Linked DNA regions of Homo sapiens: region 2 is linked to region 1. A link is a loop called in an ENCODE intact Hi-C map of the cell type or tissue named here. Cell type or tissue: adrenal gland. All regions are shown on one strand.

Region 1 (2,500 bases):
CAGGCTTTGAGAACCTCAGGGCAGAACACCTTTTTCCACCCCAGCAAGCAAAATGAATAGGTAACAATTGTGCCCTTGTTTTGAGCAACAGGAGCAGATGGGACCTACACTGGTGGGCTGGCCTGGGAAAGGTCCAGGGCTGGCTTGGCCCGGGCAGCAAGGCTGAGGAAGGTGGTGTGGCGGGGAGGAGACCCCAGGGCTGCAGGCATGCCCTGCGTTACCCTCTGCACCCCTTTCCTGGCCTCAGGAACTCTCTGTGGGATGCGTTAGAAGACCTGCCGACAGGCCGGATAAGGCCAATGAGAGAGGGAACGGAGAAGAGGGGCACCTGGGTTCACAGGCCTTAAGAAAGAATTTAGTTACTTATTTAACAAATTAAACAATGTGTGTCACGCATGTAGGTCTGGGAAATGCATTATTAAAAACACACAGTGCAGAGGTGCAGCACCAGCATACGGGTGGATTTGGGACTCTAAAATGGCTTTGGTTGTGTGTGGTACAAGGGAGAATGTATACATGTATTACGTGTGTAGTTTTTTAAAGTACACATATAGAGGAAAAGATGAGACAAGTCTGATGAGATGTCAACAGCAACAATTCTTAGTTGTGGGTGCTGTGAATTTCCCAGAGAGGAGGAGAGTCCTTTAGCTGGGCATGGTGATTTCAGCACTTTAGCAGGCTGAGGCAGGATCACTTGAGCCCAGGAGTTCAAGATCAGCTTGGGCAGCATAGCGAGATCCCCATCTCAATAGATGGATTAGATGGATGGATAGGTAAATAGAGAGAGAGAGAGATACAGATATTTAGATAGATAGCCTAGATTGCTTGATGAATGGATAAGTTGGATAGGCAGAGACAAATGGATAGAGATAGATTAGAAGGATAGATGGATAGATTAGATGGATGAATGAATAGAGAGAAACAGATTAGACAGAGATAGATGGATCCATCGATTGATTAGATAGGTTAAGATAGTCCTTGCATTCAGGCAAGCCACAGCAGGTGCCGCCTAGGGCAGCGGCCTCTGCCCAGACACTCAGTGCTGCAGAACAGGAGGGAGGCCGGGGCCTGTGGCGGGCGAGGGAAATGCGGGGCCCGAGGACTGGGGTGAGGGAGAGAGGCGGCGGCCCAGAGGAGCAGCAGGCGCGCCTCTGGCGGTTTCCTGTCCGGGCTGGCGGGGCCGCCAGTCGGCGTGGGGTGCGGCAAGGGGAGCGGGGCGCTGGGTCAGCCGAGGGCCGGGCCTCGGGGGCGCAGCCGGACTGGACGGCGGCTCCTGTGGGCACTTGGCCGGGTTTGCTGGTTTTTCGGGAAATAAGGCCACTGGGGACAGTCACTACGTTTTCAGGAACCGCTCAGCCCCTCTGAGTGCCCCGCAGATGGACCTGGCGGCGTTCCTGGCTACGGCTGACTGGGCTCCCGGAGCGAGGAGCGCCCCTGCGGGCCCAGCCTGGGCCCTGGGCGGTGGGAGGGCCTCCGCCCCCTTCCCGCTTCCGCCCCGCTGGCGCCGGACCCCCGCCCTCGTCTGTGCCTGCCAGGCCGGGCCCTTCCCTCCCGTCACAGGCGGTCCCTGAGCCCACCCTTCGTCTCCGAGCAGCTGGACCGCCGTATACGTTTGCCACTGATTCCAGGATGTCCCCGAGTATCTTAGGAAAGGGCCGTGTTGGACAAACGCGGGGCTCGGTGTTTCTTCCGCGCCGTCCCTCGCTGCTGGCGCCGGGGCCGTCGGAGGCTCAGTGATGGCCCAGCCCGCCCGTTTCCGAGAATTCCCCAAACGCGGGCCCCTACACGCTGAGTTCGCGCTCTCCCGTGACGGCCGACAGCCCCGCGGACCCTGCTGACAGCCACACTCTGGGCTGAAAAGGGTACCACGCGTACTTTTTTTCCCAGCACGCGTGGGGCCTTGGAAAGAACCTTTACTGAGGCCTGTGGCTGGCCTGTCACCTTGTCAATCTGGCCAAACGTTTTTGAAAAAGGATGCTAACTCACCAGATGTGAAGTTGCATCTGCCCTGTGAATAGGTGGACTGGAGAAGACACTCGCTGGAGGATCCTGAGCCCAGGCTCGGAAAGGGCCGTCCACCTGCGAGCGCGGACTTGCGCCTCTGCTGGAGGCCGGGCAGGGCACGGGCGGGCCCCGGGCCACCTCTGCCAGGGCTTCCTCAACCCAGCCTGCCCTCATCGGGCGGCCACTGAATGCGGTTGGACAGTCATCTTGAATGTATTTCAAGCACACAGGTGTAGAGAGTGAGCCATATTCCACTTCAAATCTAATCTGGCCAGGAGTTCAACTTTTCCATGTTTCCTTTTGTTCACAGCCCTCCATGTAGACAAGAGGTCTGAAAAGGGACGGGCTCTTTCTCGCTCCACGTTTTTTGTTTGTTTGTTTGTTTGTTTATCTATTTTTTGTTTTTTTTTTTTCTTCTGTTTTTTTGATACGGAGTCTCACTCTGTCGCCCAGGCTGGAGTGCAGTGGCAAGATCTCGGCTCACTGCAACCTCCGC
Region 2 (2,500 bases), 73 kb after region 1:
CAGGGGTACGAACCAGGGGATTTTCTTCTATATCTTCAGAGTACCTAAAATCTACTAACGTAAAACAGTTACAAAAGAACTTAACAGTGGAGCTTTTCACTGACCCCCTACCAAAGGGTGGACATTACACAGAACTGTAACCCTTTTGGCACCTAGAACAAATTAGTATAATATGTGTTTTCACTGTCTTTAAGTAGTTTACAATCTAGTTATAAACGGGTAATTAAATATTCCAAGATAGGAGACATGTCAGACATGAGTTACAAGTTTATAAACATACTATGTATTAGGGGAATAAAGAAAAGGCTAACTGAACTACAGTGGTCAGTTGAAGGCTGCAGGATACCTTCGAAAGAAAAACTTCAGAGCATTGGAAAAGAAGATGGAAAGTCATTCTAGGTTAAAGTGGAAATGGTACTTGGAAAGGCACAGAGTGTCAATATGTAAAGATGGGCCTTTTCAGGGTAATGAGAAATGAGGCTGGAATTCTAGAGGATTTTTTAATTCCTAAGGAGTAACTGAAGTTTTGAGCAAGAAAGTGATATGATAAAAGCAGGTTAATATACAGCAAGATGCATAAAGTGAACTCAGTTGCTTCTGAAACTGTATTTTACTTTATAGAGAAATCTGCTCAAAACAATTATCTGGCTATTCAGTCTTCTTTGACCTTGGATTTTGTACACAGGAGCCAGTTGAGAACTACAGGAACTTAATTTAGATCCTGGATTACTGCTTTCTGTATTACATGTAATTTTGCATTCTTTACCATCACCTTATGCATACACCATTAAAGAGCTACAAAAATATGAGTCTGAACAGCTGGATAAGAAATAATTCATTATCTTGGGGGATTTAACACCCCATAATTGATTTGGTTATTCTCTTACTCTTAGAAGCTTAGATTGTCCCCAGTTTTAATGCACTATGAATAGCGTCCTCATGTATAACATTTTTGTCCATATTTTAAGTTCTTCAAGAAATTCCTAGGAGTAGTATTACTAGGTTAGTGAAGATATATTGGTTACTGGATATATATATATATGCACATGTCCAATAACCTAGTTATATAATGTACATATATATATAATCTTATACATAAATATTTATTTATTTTTTCAGAGACAGGGTCTTGCTATTTTGCCCAAGCTGGGAGTACAGTGGCTATTCACACGTGTGATCCCACTACTGATCAGATGAAAGTTTTGACCTGCTCAGTTTCTAGACTGGGCTAGTTCACCTCTCTTTAGGCACTCTGGTGGTCCTCTGCTCCAGGGAGGTCACCATATTGATACCGAACTTAGTGCAGACGCCTGATCAGCACTGCACACTACAGCCCAGAACTCCTGGGCTCAAGTGATCCTCCCACCTTCCCACTAGCTGAGACTACAGGGGGACATAACTATTTTTAAGATACTTAATATAATAATTCTTTAGCCCTAATTCTGGTTTGACAGATACGGCCTCAGAATAGTGGAGACAGGATTATATCAAGCACATCTGTGATTGCACTAATACATATTCGTCTACATTCCCTGAAAAGTTTAGCATACTCTACTAGAATGACAAACTGGGCAGTCACTTTCATTATACTGTGAGATTCATTATCATGGGTATGTTACCACCACATAAAGTTGTTCACATTACAACATTTTCCATATTCTGAACTTCAAGATATCACCAAACTTGCACAGAGTTATTACACAACAAAAAATAATTTGTACTTTCTTAATGGAAAAAAGTATATTTTTAAAAACAGCTCTGATATTTTTAAGTCCTAAGTAGTATCAAACATTATATTCAATCACCTCAACATGAATGAATTCCTATTTCCCATTTCGGCTAAATTTCAGATCCTATAATCCCCAACATAAGATGAAAACCTAGTAAAGTAGGTGCTATCCTTGTTTCTACTGTGGCTCAATGCTTACACAAAAACTTTACCTGAAACAATTTAGAGCAGCTCTGTTCAACAGATTTTTCTGAAATGATGAAAATGTTCTATATCTGTGCTGTTCAATAAGGTAGCCACTACACACAGCTGCCTACTCAACACCCGAAGTGTAACTAGTGTGACTTAAGTACTAATTTTTCTATTTTAATTTTAATTACTTTAAGTTACAATACAATAGTAACAAGTGGCTGATGGCTACTGTATTAGACAACATGGCTTCATAGTATACAGAAAGACTTCCACTTTAAGATTGTCTAGTTACAAAAAAGAACAATAGATAAAACAGTGTTAACTAAATTACTGGTTAGATAAGGTAATGGAAAGTGTTGGCTGCCTACTAAGCATCCTCTCCCCTCTTCCCTCTTCAGAGGCCCTGTTCTGCTCAGGTAGCTGTCTACCAGAGCCCCCAGCTCCAATGATGGATCCCGATCAAAAGGACAGGGCTCATAGCATTGTGTGGCTGGCTGACTGTTATTGGTCCAGGGATGGGCATGTGACTTAGGGGAGTCTAAGGATTTTGAGAACTTACATTCCATGGTTTGGGGACCT

The links. A loop is a pair of places that touch in the nucleus more often than their neighbours do. Peaks named below come from ENCODE experiments on the same cell type or tissue, not always from the same donor. Only the 100,000 strongest peaks of a DNase experiment are listed, where the experiment ranks them.
Region 2: it touches region 1 in a loop (3-fold over the local background); 22 of 110 quality-filtered maps call a loop at or near these places.

Annotation. Positions count from the first base shown.
Region 1 is chr18:13,640,524-13,643,023 of GRCh38, forward strand. The region is part of intron 5 of LDLRAD4 (low density lipoprotein receptor class A domain containing 4); the gene reads left to right. Among named protein-coding and RNA genes, the nearest start is that of MIR4526, 31 kb to the left of the region's middle. In adrenal gland, no CTCF peak of the experiment used is centred here; DNase peaks (open chromatin) are centred at 1,258 and 2,055; H3K4me3 peaks cover 782 bases; H3K27ac peaks cover 2,008 bases.
Region 2 is chr18:13,713,979-13,716,478 of GRCh38, forward strand. The region is part of intron 1 of FAM210A (family with sequence similarity 210 member A); the gene reads right to left. It also overlaps the pseudogene RN7SL362P. Among named protein-coding and RNA genes, the nearest start is that of FAM210A, 11 kb to the right of the region's middle. In adrenal gland, no CTCF peak of the experiment used is centred here; no DNase peak of the experiment used is centred here.